Linked DNA regions of Mus musculus: region 2 is linked to region 1. A link is a loop called in an ENCODE intact Hi-C map of the cell type or tissue named here. Cell type or tissue: heart. All regions are shown on one strand.

Region 1 (8,000 bases):
CCGAGGATGGCTCACAGAGATTGTCATCTGAATTACAACCTAAGATGAGAATAAAGTTAATACGCTGGGGTTTAGAATGCCTAAAACCCGCAGGGAAGACCCTGGCCCCTGGCTGTGTGACCAACGCATGCCTTTGTTCAGCCCAGAACCACAGCAAGGTCCAGTTCTTAGGGGGAGGGACACGGTACGCAGAGTGCCTCTAACTCATCTATCTAGATGGAAAGAGGAGACGGGCTAACACACTGGACCGATTCCATTTAACTTTAACTCACACTCTGTGCCTGCGAACGAAGGGGTGGAAGATGCATGTATGCTTCGATCTGAGGACCAGGGAAGGGAGCAGATGTCCTAGTGCCCCAGGAACCCTTCCAACCCCAAAGGCCAGGAAGCCAAAAGCAGAGGGTGTGGAAACAATCCATTTTTAGGGACACAATGCCATCGGACGACAGGAGAAAAGAGGAAGGAGGCAAACTGGGATGCACCACCCAAGGTGGAAGGATGAGCAAGCCTTGTGCCCTCAGCTCCCAACAGGACATTAGTCAGGGAACCTTCCTGCCAACCATCATGGGGCCTCTCCAAGCTTGAGCACTGAATGTAGGGTCCCCTCTGAAAAGATATTTAAATCAGTTACCTACCCACTGGCAGCAGGTGTCCAGACCGTGAGGGTCCCAGAGTTTAGGAACCCTGTGTGTCGCTTCAACTCTCTAATTACGGCATAAAGGCTGTGTGTGCCCGAGCGTCCCAGGGCTGAGTGTGTAGCTCTAGCCCCGCAGAGGCAGTCATACTCAGCTGGTTTGGGTTTTTGTCTTTTTTTTTTTTTCTTCTTCTTGTATTTTCACTCTCTTCGGTTAGTTACAGCAGTTTAGCATTCCTTCCTCCCCGTGTTCACTAGCTCGGGCTCCCTCCATGCCATCCTGCTCTTGTTTCAGGAACACAGTAACCTTTTGCATCACTGCTAGGCATTTCAACATCCTCTTAGCAATTCTTCCTGACACCCCACTTTAGGTCAGTGACTTTTGCATTGTTTTAAATTTCATTTATTTATTTGTTTGTTTGTTCTCTGCTTGGGGTTGCAGGTTCTTCTTGGTTGTTGACAGAATCCTTGAGCTTCTATAGGCTTTCTATGGCAACATCTGACCAAGTCAGCTGGCTAGGGCTTCCTTCACATAATTAGACTCAAAGACAACTAGATGTTGCATCTGAGGTGTGAACACATACAGCCTCCGAAGCGCCAGGACACAGCACATCCTTCCCTGATGATGTACGCCCTTGCTTCTGTCACTAGACTTCTGGGTTAGAGACTCTCTCATTCATCATTTTTAGAGAAAATACCTCCTGACTCCAGAGAACTGCCTGGTATTCTTAGCTCAGCCCTGGTACTGCCAATGCCTGAATGCTGCTGCCTCTGCTGCTGGTGGATTCTGAGGTTTTCCTCCTGGTTCTTAGGCCTACTGATGGCTGAATTATTTGGCCAAAATCACTTGGCTGGCTGCAGAGACAAGGCTTACACCAAAGTATGACTCAGAAATCTTTCTTCATCAGCTTCTCTCTCTGTTCATATTATGTCTGGTCTTTAGGCAGGCCCCAGGCCCGTAGCTCACCCTTTAGAGGGGCCGTACTCACCTTTGGTGCGGCCTAGGTGCTTGGGGATAGGAGTGGAGCTGGAAAGGGCTGCTGTGGTGGCTGAGGTTGAAAAGGTCCGGGAGCCAGGCTCCGAGGGCCAGGACTTCACAGCTGGGTCAGTGGAGGTGTCTGTGCGGTCAACACTGCCTCCACGCGGGGACCCTCGTTTTGGTTTTAGATCCCCTGGGCCTGGGGCAGAAGACATTGAGAAATGAGGTTGTAAACCCGTGCCAAGGCTGGGCAAGCACAATGAGGCCCAAAGCAGGTGCAGCAGGGCACACAGACCACAGAGACACAAGCTGGGTGGGTTTCCAGCTGCAGCTGGAAGGAGGGCACCACAGGGCTAGCTCAGGCTCCAGCGTGGACCACATGGTTAGCATCAGAACTGGCAGGAAGAAATAGAACTCAAGAGGATAAAAAAAAAAAGAAAAAAAAAAAAAGGTTGGATGGTTCAAATGTCTGCTGTAGGGCACACTTTCTGCGGCCCGTACATAGCTCCAAGTCCTGTCTCAACAGCTCGAATAAGTATCTGCAGATGCCTTCTTCTCCACACCCACCACTGAGGTTCTGAGGACCCTGACAAATGGAGTTCTCGGGGTGTCAAAAAAGTTCACTGCCAAGCTTACAAGAGTTTCTTTGGGGGGGGGGGGAGTAACTATAATCTCTTCGTGGGGGTCTTCACCTCTCATCGTACGCTTTTAAGCAGCGTTAATTTTCTGCTATAAACATATATATCTGTTGAAATTAAATAATATTTTTAAAAAGTATCCCCTACACAAATAAAGAGAAAATCAAATAGGATTGAGTCTGGGATCTCCAGATAAGAGATATGATGGAGCAGGAAGGGCCGAGGACGCAGCTGAGGTGGGAGAGTGCTTGCATGCCATGTGTTAAGACCCTTAGTTTGATCCCCAGTACCTCAGAACAAAATAACCCCAAATAAACAAAAGCAAAAACAAAACAAAAACACGGGAGCACTTCTAACAGCCGGCCAGGCCTTCTGTACACTGCCTATGCCTTACGCCCAAAGACCAGGAGGCAGGTGGAGGTTGCGCTTGCATAAACCGGACTCCTCAGCCCTTCAACTTCACGGCTCATCTCTGTTGGCTTTCAAAGCCCAGATCTTAGATGTGAACGGGAGGGGGATGTGGATTCTGGAGGACAGCCTTATGAGAAGCAAGAAACAAGTCTGGCAGACTGAACAGTGACTGACAGGCCTTCCTGTGTTAAGTGGAAATGAGTGACAGGCCTTCCTGTGTTAGGCGGAAATGAAGGTCCAGGGGGAGGTGAGGCGGGCAGACAGCAGGAGCACCAGACAGAGACAAGCACGATTCTAACAGCATGCGGGGAGGACAGACTCTGGGACCGGGAGCTTTGATGGCTTGGAGTTCTTAAAGACAGGGTCACAAGCTGAAGTCAGTGGCAATGATGACCTTAACACTGTCACAGGTGCAGGTTTACTATGGCCACCTGATTTCTAAGGTGACACTTGTATTCCATCTGAGTGCATTGGCACTGGCAATAAGGGAGAATATGTAAAAACTGCACATAGGAGACAGGGGGCTATGGCCCAAATCAGACCTGGGGTGTAAGAATGGCTCAAGATGGGGACATGACAGTGGGGTGACCTCTCTGGTCACCATCTTCCCCTGCTCTGGGTGTGGCTCATGTCCTGATATGCTTTCTGTCCACTGTGGCTTGGATTTCACCATCCGAGATGCCAGAGAATTGCAGCACAGTCATAAAACTTCAGTCTGGCAAAATCGGTTCAATTACTCAAAATGTTCCAACAGAGCAGTGAATCCTTCAGAACACAGAACTGCGGGCTCGGGGGCAGAAGCCAGTGACTCTGCTCTGACAAAGAGAGGGGACAAGGTTCAGCTGCTTACAAGTAAATCTTTAGAAAGGTGGCTCACCCGCCGGTGGGCATTTTAGGAAGCATAGCGACAACTGGCCACTTCCGCTTTGCACAAGGGCACGAGAGAAGCTTGCAGATGCGGGAGGGGGCGGAGCATGAGGTCACGTCACTTACTTAGCATGAATCTCCTGGCCCAAGGACAAGTTACTGCACGTACATCCCGGGGGTCCCCTACTACTGTGCTGTGCCGAAGCACCAGTCCAGGAAACATGACAGGTCATCTTCTAGTTTGCAATCAGAATCCACGGTGGCTACTTTGGAACTGGGGGAGGGACAGGGGTCCGCTAGGGACCGAGTGGCCTTTAGGGACTAACTTCTTTTGGTTGTTGGTTGAATTTTGAAATGAAGGAGGGACACATGATGTAGACACATGGTAAAGGAGGGGATCAGAAATCCCCAATGTCTGAGAAAGAGGCAGACTCGTTAGGGGAGGATGGGATGTCAGAGGAAGACCAGAACCGCAGGCGTTTAGAGAGAGCTGGATGGACCAATGGAGACTTGTCTTTGTCCTTGCTTTTGCTTCTCAAAAAAGGACTCTTTTTGCGCTGGAATGCTAAATTGTTATCATTGTGACAGGAAGGAAAAAGAGAGAGAGAGAAAAGAGGAAGAAAAAAAAACACAAATGAAATGAACAATAATTACAAATGAGTCTAAGTCAGCAAAACGTATTTAGGGAAGCGGAATCCTGGCCAACCTACGCCTGATACCCAGGCCAGAACCATTTAGGCGCTGACTCAATTTAATTTAGTGGCGCCCTGGTGCCAACCATTACTCACGAAGCACAACAGGAGAGCTGCACAATGCCCCAGGAGCCACTGGTTTGGAGGATTTTTCAATTTCAGTGTGTTAAATTATTGAATAAGAATGCTCATTAAGGCTGCAGCCAGCATCTCTTACTCAGCCATTTTAATGACAGGCTCCCTGACTACTCACTCAGCTCACATACAGCTGCCGTTCCCACTCCAGGACACCGGACACACCTAATGACAGGCTGGCCCGCTGTCAGGATACAGTCTACCCGAAACACCTACCAACAGTCTGTAATTCTAAAATCACCTCCTTGGCTAGATGTATTTAAAAACACTATAATGTCTTTTTCATACCCCAACCTCCTAAGACCTGGAAGAATTATTTCCCTTCGGACCCCCCCTCCCCGCCCCCACCCTTCCTTGGCCTTTAAAGCAGAGACCCCACAAAGCAGACGACTCATCTAAGCTTCTGAACATACCTTTCAGTAGTAGTATTTATCAAGTGAGCCAACAGATTTCTGGTTTAGGATTAGAGACCAGACTTTCTATGTCTTTTGCTATACCACCACCTAGTGGTCACATCCCACATTACAGAATAAGGGTTCTAGATACTGACCACGGCTGAGGGAGGCATTAAACAAAACTCCACAGCCTGACTATGTGGAATGTGCAGGGACCCAAGCTGCTTTCACTGAAGGGAGTGCCCTCTTAGGAGCCTGAGGCTGAGACACCTGGGCTTGGATCTCTATTACTGTATCAGTTTTACTTTCTTGGTGTTCAAAGAAATACTACCGGAGTTCCCTTCACAAGACCACCTTCTAAAAACTAAATAAATAATAAAAAATGGACAGCAGTGATTGATGCCCACTTCATGGGTTGTTATGGATTAGAAGGGACACAAGGCTTGTAAAGTATTTCAAAGGGTACTCAGCCCCCAGTGGCAGTCTGCACCAGGTAGACACTCCTCCTAAGTTTTCTTTCTTGCTGTCACTGCACCCCCACCCCTCAAGGTGGGGTTTCTCTGTGTATCTCTGGCTGTCCTGGAACTCCCTCTGTAGACTACTAGGTTGGCCTCCAATTCAGAGATCTGCCGCCAGAGTGCTGGGACTAAAGGAATGTGCCACCGTATCAGAGCTTTTGAAAGTTTTCTTAACTCAGTTAAACTGAACATAGCAAATTCAGTTAACTGTAAGAACAATACAGTCTTAAGTGGGAAACATTAAAATATTGCCAGTATGGAAGCCAGAGGTAACAGGCCCTCTCTGGTTGTAAGAAATGTTAAGGTAATGTCTAGAGGCAGTTAAGGTCTGGGTGTGGCTGCTCTCACCTGTAGTCCCAGGACGGAGGCAGGAGGATTGTCACTAGCTCATGGTCTGTCTGGGTTATGCAGTGAGTTCAGATAAGACAGACCTACAGCACCTCATCATTGGAGATCCTGTCTCAAATGTCACAGTTCACTGCTGCCTCAGCGCTGACACACCTTTCACCTTCTCCCGACCCCACAACAGAGATGTAACTGACGGGTGCGTGCGTCCTCAGAGCTGACGACGTCACCACCTGTAGTGGTGAATGTGACCTCACCCACACAGAGGGCACCTGTTACTCAACATCCCGTCACCCCAAGAGCACTGGACTCCCTGACGTACATTCAGAAAGTTCTATAATAATAGATAAATGCTTAAGCTACGCGGGTGAAGATCTGGCATAAATAACCCACCTCCCAGTAAGTCAGTAAGCTTTTTAGGGCTTCAGGTAAATTGTATTTCAGGTTCTATGACAGTCATTTCTGATACCATACCAGATGGTAAATCTGAACGCAGCTTTAGAAATGTTCAGTTGTTACAGACCTGGCAGAGATGGTACAAGCAGTGACTGTGCTGTACCCGAGCTACCTCACCAAGCTCTTCTTTTTGCACGTGTGCACAACAATGTCTTATTTTAAAAAAGAGCCAGACATGGTGGCGCACATGCCATTAATCCCAGCACTCAGGAGGCAGGGGCAGGGGCAGGGGCAGGGGCAGGGGCAGGGGCAGGGGCAGGGGCAGGGGCAGGGGCAGGGGCAGGGGCAGGGGCAGGGCAGGGGCAGGGGAGTCTGTTAGTCTGAGATCTTTATCTTATGTGCATGACTGCTTGCCTGGATCTGTCTAAGTCCACCATGTGCACGCAGTGCCTGAGGAGGACAAAAAGAGGCATGGGATTCCTGACGCTGGAGTTACAGATGTGAGCTGCCATCTGGGTGCTGGGAATCAAAACCCTATCTTCTGCAAGAGCAGCCAGGTGCTCCTAACTGCCAAGCCAGCTCTCCAGCCCCAACAATGTATCTTTTAGATGAGATTTTTTTACAGCGCAGGAATGTGATGAAACCCTCGGAGGTGAAAGGCCGCCGCCATCTGCCATTTACCAGCGGCAGTGCCACTCATCAATGAACTACAGCAAGCTTGACTAGTGTTCCTGCTCTAACTTCAGAGTCCCCGGCCAGCTCCAATCATCTATCCCCAGTGTCCTTCCTGAGGCTACAGGCCTCAAGGACAGATCTGTGTGGAGGACAAGCCAAGATGCCTTTGAAATGGTGGAAAGAGACAGCCACTCAGGACTTCCCGAAAGCGAAAGTGGGCGGGTGTGTGAAAGATGTGGTTAATGCCCCAGGGATCACTGTACAAAAAAAGAGCGAATCATAATGTCTGCCACACCCGAGGGAGCCCCAACACATCAGTTCCTGTGCGCCCCTAGGCTGCCTGACCAAGCTTCAACCTTGGACATTCGAATAACCAACCAGCCCACGTAATGAATGGTGTTTCCCAAGTACTCTAGGTAACATGGCCATAGCTGAGATGGGCTTGTGGGCATGCCCGAGTAGGAGGGCATGCTCACATGGACACATAGAGTGCCACATCCCCACAGAGGCACGGCATACCCCATCAGTGAATGGAACTTTCAGAGCCTCTATCCTTACCCTGACCCGTCTGGCAGCTGCACCTACCTTTCCCCACAGGCCCGTTGTGGGTGTCTCGTTCTTCCACACAGTTTGGACCCGATGGGGGGTTGTCGGGGTTCTCCGTCTGCGATCTGAGAGCCTGAGAGGGAGATGGCGAGGCAGGGTCTGAGGGCTCCAGCTGCCAGGGGGGGCTATCTGTGGTGGATTTTAACCGTTCTCTGGAACCTTCTTTCTTTGGCTTGATAAGTTTGACTAGGGCTTTGGCTCCAATCCAGTGGTTCTTCCTAATTAGAAAAAAAAATTTTTTTAGAAGTTACAACCCATGCTCAGAGAGGCAAGCCATGGCACTGAGCTGGAGGTATAGCTTGGTGACAGGGCTCTTGCCTAGAATTCACAAGGCCCCAGGTTCCATCCCAGTACCCTCAATAAAAGAGGACTATGTTCATGAACACTATCACGGTCTTATCTGAACACCTGAGACCTGGAATTGAAGAGCCAGACTCTTTGGTGCAGCTAAGCAGTAGCAGAAGTATGTGGTATCAGGAACCATGCTGGTGTCCCGGAAGAGCACCTCCATAGTACCCTTACACATCTGGATGTGTAAAAATGAGGCTGTAATAACTAGCTATTCATTTATTTTTCCCATGAAAGTCATTTTTAGGCATATTACCTGCTCAAGTTAACCAATGACAAGGCTGGTGCTCACTGACTGTGCCCCTGGCACTGAGCAAGCCCCATCAGGGGTATAGGAGGTATTTGGTGCTGACTGTGCCCC
Region 2 (8,000 bases), 75 kb before region 1:
AGGGTTGTGCTAAATAGCAAGAACATTAGTTATGCTACAGTTACTCCTGCTGGGCATAATCAGTAAATGCATGTTCCATCTGATCTTAGTAAATGCTCTGCTGTCTCTATGAGACAATTTTTTGTTAACTTCATTTAGTAAAAGAAACCAAAACATATAAAGTTAAAAATACCCAGTAGGTACTCCTGGGAAGTGAAAATACACAGTAGGTACTCCTGGGAAGTAAAAATACCCAGCAGGTACTCCTGGGAAGTGAAAATACACAGTAGGTATTCCTGGGAAGTGAAAATACACAGTAGGTACTCCTGGGAAGTGAAAATACACAGTAGCTGGTTGTGGAAGATGTTGAGCCCTTGTCAGCTGACTCTGTTGGCCATGGTTTATGCATGCGGTATATATTAGAATCTGAAATATAAGTTGTGTGTTATTTTCTTGCCTGGCCAGTTAAAAAGTTCTCTAGCATTCCTTAGCTCATAGCCCACTCCCCCTGTATCTTCTTATGAGATGTGTTCCTAAAACTGGAGGGCAGACATACCTCAAATATCTGGCAATTTCTGGGAGTTATGGCCTCTCCCAATGCCCCAATAATTGGCATTTTCCCAGGCAAGGATGTTAGGATCAATGGGTGAACCCAGGGGGCACAGAGGGCAGAGCCAGCCTGGGGAGGAGACTCCCGGGAACAAGCCAGAGCTGCCTCTGAAGAGAGCAGTGCCTCACAGTACTGGAAAACTGATCCCATGGCAGTCCAGTGACCTCTGAGAGTCCTATGAAGCCTGCTGGCCAGACAGAAGACTCAAGGGAGCACACCTCACTTAGAAATGGCTGCTTCTGCACCCTGAGGCTGTAGACACTAACAGTCACTAAGCTCCCTGATAAGCTACCAGACATGGCTTTTTCTTGGTTCGTTGACTCCTTCATTCATTCCTTGTGTGGAGACTAAGGTTTTATTGACACATAAACACACAGGAAACTCATCATGCATGCCTACCACGGGAACACCCTGAGGTTATGTCATGCCAGGTGTACATAGAGTCTTACATGGTGTGCCATATTCATACCTGGGCAATCAAAACAAGTGTTCCAGGGCTAGTGAGATGGTTCTGTGGATAAGGACAAGTTGTCAGCAAGCTGATGACCTGATTGACGTGGTAGGAAAGAAACAATTCCTGCAAGTTGCCCTCTGATCTCTGACACATAAGTAGAGCACACATAGGCGTGCGCGCATGCACGCACACACGCACGCACACACACACACAGAGACACCTTTAAAAATGTAGTTTTAAAAAAGAGTTCTTCCTCACTTTCCTGGGTAGATATTTCTTTTTTTTTTCTATGATAGTTTCTTCCTCCCATACAGCCTTACCCAAGCTGACAGCTCCCCCATTTAACATAGCGTCATGAGGAAAGATGAATTATTAACTCTGTAATTAGCTTTAAGTTTAAAAGAAGGAGCCGACAGCAGATTTACGGTTGCTTTGGTAAGGATGAGCAGAGAGGTCAGACACAACGCCTGCCTCCCATCGGCGCTCTTGCAGATTGGTGCGGGGCTTGAAGCCTGAGTCCCAGAGGAGGCAGATTGATGACTGTCTGATGTGCTGAGTCCGTCTAGGAAAAACCATCTTTAATCCGCAAGAACAATAGATGGTTTTGATTCCCACTCAAATAAGCAGATATGATTAATGGTGGTGTGCGGCATGTTAGGCACTATTTACTGAGCTTATTAATAGAGGCACTCAGTCATCTTTAAGAGGACATTGACTTGCATATGATATGTCTGGAGGACATGGAGGATGCAAAATTTATAGTAATGGTTTTTGCCCTGGTAATAAAATCATCATCCATATACACAGCCTTCAGTTGCCCCAAGTCTCCCCCCTCACCCTCTCTTTAATATATTACTCATCAGATTCCATGAACCATGTTACATCCAATTTTATTGTACAAAATGATGTTATTCTTCTCCTTTCTTGTCATCACTATTTCATGTTCATTGTACGAACATCAGAAAATACACAAAAGTAGCCAGGGTGGTGGTGCATGCCTCTGACCCCTGCATTTAAGAGGCTGAGACAGGGGGACCATTAATGCAAGACTGGGACTTGACCCAGTCTCAAAAATGAATCTAATAATTAATAAAACTAAGTCTTAGGAAGGAAAATGTGTGAAAATAAATAAGCCATAAGAATTACCCGAATCCCGGAGCCTGAGGTGTTGGCTCAGTTAGTTAAGTCCTTGCCAGGTCGGCAGCAGGAGGAGCTGGGTTCAGTCCCCAGCACACACAAGAAGCATGGCACAGCAGTGTGTGCCTGGGACTCCAGGACTAAGAAGGCACACAAGGGATCCTTGAGACGTTCTGGCCATTCAGCCGAGCCCAGCCAAATCAGTGAGCTCTGGGTTCAGCGAGAGACCCTGCCCCCAAAACCAAAACCAAAACCAAAACCAAAACAAAAAACTTTTAAATTTAAATTAATTGGAGAAAGCAACCAAAGACTCATGACCTCAGTCTCTGGCTTCCATGTGCACATTCACACAGACACATGCGCGAGAACACATACCATCACATACACCTATCCACACACTTTTTAAAACTACCAGAATCCGTTACAATCAATAAATTATCGATAGGCTTGTGTTTACCTTTAAAGTCTTTCTTTTAGCTCAAATCTTTGCATACAGGAACTCCACCATGATAGTATTTTGAGACTTTTAAAAATAACTGTAATTACTTTCCATACCGTGAAATAATTTTTTCACGACATCTACACACTGTTTATTTGTTTGAGACAGAGTCTCACTTTTTAGCCTGAGCTAGCCTTGAACTCCCTGCAATCCTCCTGCCTCAGTCTCCCCAGAGGAGAGCTGGATCCCAGGAATGAGTCACTCAGTTGACAGCATCCTTTTTAAAGGATCCATTGTGCGAACGTGCCACCGTTTGACTAATTATCCATCACTGGTACCTTAAACAATGCCACAGTTAACCCCCTTCTCACTGAATTTTACACATACCTACGACTACTTTATTTGGGATGCCAGACACCACATGGAAGAGGGAAAAAATCACCTTCCAGGCCCCAACTTCCAGCTCCTACTCCAGCAACCAGAAGGTGGGAATCTCTGTCCCCAGAGACGTCTTCCACCCAGGCTACCCTCCCTGTTATCCATGTAGAAGAAGCAAAGATAGGACTAACGACACACAGCTATCATGAGCCAGGTCCTGTATGGATTTACTCTCAGTCTAGAGCAGTTACTCCATAGTAGGGATCCAAAGCCAGCATTCTTCATGCTCTCTGTGACCCTCAACTGCAAGTCAACATCCCTTTAGCCTGCTCTAAAGGCAGCTCGGCTAGAGACACACTCTGCCTCTGTATGGCACTTGTGTAGAAGAGACCTGATGGTAGACAGAGGCATGCTGGTATGAAGAGTCAGGAAGTGGTGTTGCTCAGCTGGCCCGGCTGGGCAACCTTAGCACTAACTACTGTCCCTCATCTGTGTTCCCTGGGACTAACTGGGTTCCTCTACAGATAGCTCCCCACTTGCTCAACTTCTCCACTAGAGGGCAGTCAATACCTGACTCTATTATTGGAGGCACAGTTCAGAGGTGCAATGTAGTTGACACCCTAATAGGCAACTCTCCCTGTAACAGCATCCTGAATGACTTGAGAGTGTTCTGGGTCAACAGGGAGGGACTCTGCTTTACCCAGACACTTGGGGTCCCAGCAGCTCTGCCATCAGACCTGCTGTAGCTATCAATCAACATTTCGGACAAAAAGAGGGTAGGTGTGTTTGGAGAGGCACAGGAAAGGACAGGGCTAGGCTCAGCAGGGCACCCATCACTTCCTTATGTACCTTGAGACCAAACCAGTCTTGTGGCTAAGAGAGGGGTGGGAGTCAGAGGGACAAGAATGCATATGAACAGGTCAGACTGCCACACTCCTCCACGTGACTTCTGGACCAAAACCAACCGGAACTATCAGTGTATCCACCTTAAACACCATCACCTAGATATGTTACTTTATTTTTGTAATTTTAGGGAACCGAGGAATCGGGCACCTACTACTTAAAGATGAGCTACTGCAAGCTGCTTTGTCACTGTCTCATGCCCGCTCCGTACTCGTCACCACTGGATTCCCAACACATTTCAATCATGAGCCCCCAGAAGAGACAGATGGCCCACCAGGAGCCATCGCCTTAGCTGCCTTCCTACAGGCTCTGGGGAAGGAGACCGCCATGGTAGTAGACCAGAGAGCCTTGAACTTGCATATGAGGATTGTTGAAGACGCCATTAGGCAAGGTGAGCAGTGAGGTGGGGTCAAGCCATTTCCCCAAGCAGGTCTTCGTGGGCAGAGACTGGAAGAAAGCAATGTGCCAACCTTCAGCCAGGTACACAGCTCCAGGATGTGTCCTTGTAACAGGGTGCTTTATCTCCAAGCCTAGAACAACTTTGTTATAAGCAACAAGAGGTTCATTTTATAGAAAAAGATGTTGAGGTTTCAGAAAGCCCAAGTGATCTAATCAATCACGGTTGTCCACACGGTGACCATTTCCCCAACCACCTCCACCAGTCAGTGCACTGGAGGTCCAAAGCCATGTGAACCCAAGCCAGAACCCCATGCCATAAATCTTAGTGAACACTCAAAAATACACACACACACACACACACACACACACACACACACACACACACACTCCTCACTTTCCCTATCCCTTCCCTCAGCTTCCTGGCTCTGTCTCCCAGGAAACCACCTGCAGGGCAACCAGAATGTTTAAGGATAGAGGCAGGTTGTTTGTTCTGTGGAAAAGGAGGCTGAGACCAGTTACATGTGACCTCTATGGGGGAAGCTCTCGGAAGACCACTGTGGGGATGACAGGGATGAAGCTAGGGTTTCACCTTGGGTTCCCTCACAAAAAGAAAGGAGAGGAGGCACCAAGGAATACTAGACAGATCAGCAAGTGAGGCCAGAAAACTGCCGGACACGTGACTGTGTCAAGCTCTGCTCCAGGGCCAACAGAAGGTTCCACCTGACTCTCCTCTGTGGCTATGTTTAGCAGAATCCTTTCTCCCCTCTCATGGGCAGGAGCCCAGCAAGGATTGTACTCCATAGCTCTGAGGAGGGAGCCACATCTCTCTGACCCTCCGTGACAGGGGTTTCTGACCCTCCTTGACAGGGGCTTTGTGTGTCCTTTCTCAGATATGTGCCTCATGTTGCCTGGCTGGGCTCCCTGGTACCCATTCCCCTGACTAGCATCTGACACAGTGCAGCCAGGGGGGGTGAAGGTTGGCTTCACTCAGCACCCACTTTCACCAGACCCCAGCCAGGAAATTGACAGACCATCATGGTGCCACCCCAGCAATGTGACTAGGTGGCCATTACTCTACAGAGGAGGCGCTCAGGATGCTCATGTGGTTTGTTCACGGTCACATACCTCTAAGCCCTGAGTCCAGGGATACTGCCCAGGGTGCCCTGTTGGCCATCTTTCCTTCTCCTTGAAGATTTGCCCTGAGCCTGTGAAAAAGCCACGATTCTTCCCCTAACTGCTAAGAGATAGATGAATGAAAACCAGATGATTTTCATTTGGGGAGATATGTATATTATTTTCCACATAATCTACAATAATGTGTGTTATTTGTGATCACAAAATGTTTTTTGACAATCAATTTCACTTTGTAATCACTATCATACAAGTACCAACCTACCGTTGGTGGCCTTAATTGCAACCAGGGGATCCTGAGAGGAGAAGTAGGGCAGAAAGACCAGGAGCAAAAGAGACTCACAGGCAGCTGTGAGCATAGCACAGTGCGAACTGACTCTCAAGGAGACAGCTCAGCTTGTTTAATAGGGGGTGGGGGGAGAACAGAGGCTACTTAAACCTTTGGAGGTGGGACAAGGCTTTAGGGTGAGTGTATATTGTTGGCCCAGGCCAGGGTGCTGGGGATGCTTCATTTGCATAAAGAAGAATTCCAGGTGCTGCTGGACATGACCTTATAAGGGAAGAGAAAGTTTAACCTGGCTTGAGGGCTATGTGACCTCTTGGGGGAGGGAGAGGGGGGGGGTGCAGGACTACATGTGCCAGGTCATGCAGGCCCAGGGTGGAGTGGGGAAGCAATCCAAGTCCTGCCCATGTCAGAATGAGATTTCTAGGGTTTGGACATGCCTCAACCTCACTCTTGCTTGGAGCCTGCTATGCCCGTCCCATGACTCCCTAGCCCCACACTAACCCAAGTCTCTGGAACTCTGCCTCAGTTGTTATTGCTCTCCCCTGAAGGAATGTTTGTCTGGAGAGGGAACTAGTAAGATCTGGGAGTAGGAATTCAATGGCTGGTTTTAAAATGTCAACTTGCTACAACCTACAGTCACCTGACAAAGGAGTCTCAGTTGAGGGCTTATTTAGATCAAGTTGGCTTCTGGACATGTCTGTGTGGGGCTGTGGGCACAACCATGCCCTGGGTAGGGGCTCCTGGATAGTATAAAAGAGGAAGAAGCTAGCAGCAAGCAGGCGGTGTGTGGCATTCATTTCTCTCTGCTCTTGACCATGGTTGTAACGTAATTGCTCAAGGTTCTGCCTCAACTTCCCTTCAGCGATGGACTGCAGATTAGAGTTGTAAGTTAATTAACTCTTTCTTCCCCTAAATTGCTTTCAGTAAGGGCATTTTATCACAGTAACAAAAATTAAGACAGAAGTGGAGCTGTGGTACCAACACAGGTACTGTATCTGACTCTGATCAACTTCCCTGGTGTCTGAGCATCCGTTTCTCCTTCTATAAAGTGAAACAATGTAACAATCACTTTATGGAACATGGTTATGAAATGTAAATGAGAACATACATGTCAAGTGCAGGGCCACCTGTCACCCAGGCATCTACACAGTGCACAGTTCTGCTGGCAGTGGGCCAGAACAGACCGTCTAACATACAGCATATCCCCAGGTCTATACTGATCCAGCTCAACCCCCTATCCCCTGCCAACTCTGTAGTTCAGTCAGAACTAGAAGTAAACTTATGCTTTGCTGAATTCTATCAAAGCATATTGAAGGACACTACTCAGTAATGTTATAGTACTGTCTAAAGATACTTCTCAAAAGCCCACCACAGCCCCAGTACTGATGTGGCTACCCATTGTCTTTATTCTCAAGGAGTTCTAAAGACACCGATTCCCATATTAACTTACCAAGGAAGATCCATGGAAGATGCTCGGGCATTTTTGTGCAAAGATGGGGACCCTAAGTCTCCTAGGTATGTATATGGTACCCCAGATGGAGTGCATGTTACTTGGGAAGACCACATCCTTGTAACCTTGCTGACAAAGTTTTTGAATACCTCATCCTATGAAAGAAAAGGCATGAGGCTGGGGATATTGGGGTCTGCTTAGAGCCCCATAGAGCATGTCTGGAAATAGATTCATGCCAGCAGGGAAAGATGGCCCCCATATCTGACAAAATAAGAAACGAAGTTAGCAGTTGCTCAACAAAGAGATCTTGCAGTAATCAAACCATTTCAACTGGGGGGTGGGGGTAGCCAAAACGTTCAGAAAACAAAACAGAAATAGCATTGTTCAGCTTGTATAGTAATGAAAAGTGCTCTCCTGAAAAACTCCCCTCCCCTCCTTCTTCCTACTTTATGTGTGTGTGTGTGTGTGTGTGTGTGTGTGTGTGTGTTTATTGCTGTGTGTTGTGGTCAAGCATTTTGAGAACCCCTTGTTTGTCATTAGTTTCAGATTTAATAACTTACACAGTGCTTTGTACACTTTTTAAACCTACAATAACACAATGTGTATTGCAGATCAGTATATGCATTTAAAAAGCAATACGGACTCTCAGTGTTACAGGACTCAGACGGGCTCTATATGCAATGCACTCCGGTGCTTTCTGTTGTGTGTGTGTTTTGTTTTGTTTTTACTACAAATGTTGCCTGTTCTAAGTAGTGCTGCTCAGAACAAGGGCAGACAAACATCTCTTTAGGTTCCTGGTTTCAGCTCTTTCCAGTATGTACATTGAATCTGAAT

Evidence for each region. Peaks named below come from ENCODE experiments on the same cell type or tissue, not always from the same donor. Only the 100,000 strongest peaks of a DNase experiment are listed, where the experiment ranks them.
Region 2: it touches region 1 in a loop (10-fold over the local background); 35 of 42 quality-filtered maps call a loop at or near these places.

Annotation. Positions count from the first base shown.
Region 1 is chr12:100,921,557-100,929,556 of GRCm38, forward strand. Ccdc88c (coiled-coil domain containing 88C) reads right to left here. Exons shown (of 30, transcript NM_026681.5): 25 at 7,271-7,509; 26 at 1,624-1,812; 27 at 1-39. Among named protein-coding and RNA genes, the nearest start is that of A630072L19Rik, 13 kb to the right of the region's middle. In heart, a CTCF peak has its summit at 4,868 (motif pointing left); no DNase peak of the experiment used is centred here; H3K27me3 peaks cover 1,490 bases.
Region 2 is chr12:100,846,083-100,854,082 of GRCm38, forward strand. Dglucy (D-glutamate cyclase) reads left to right here. Exons shown (of 13, transcript NM_145448.5): 8 at 4,031-4,291; 9 at 7,132-7,231. Among named protein-coding and RNA genes, the nearest start is that of Gm36572, 44 kb to the right of the region's middle. In heart, no CTCF peak of the experiment used is centred here; a DNase peak (open chromatin) is centred at 3,579; H3K27me3 peaks cover 1,585 bases.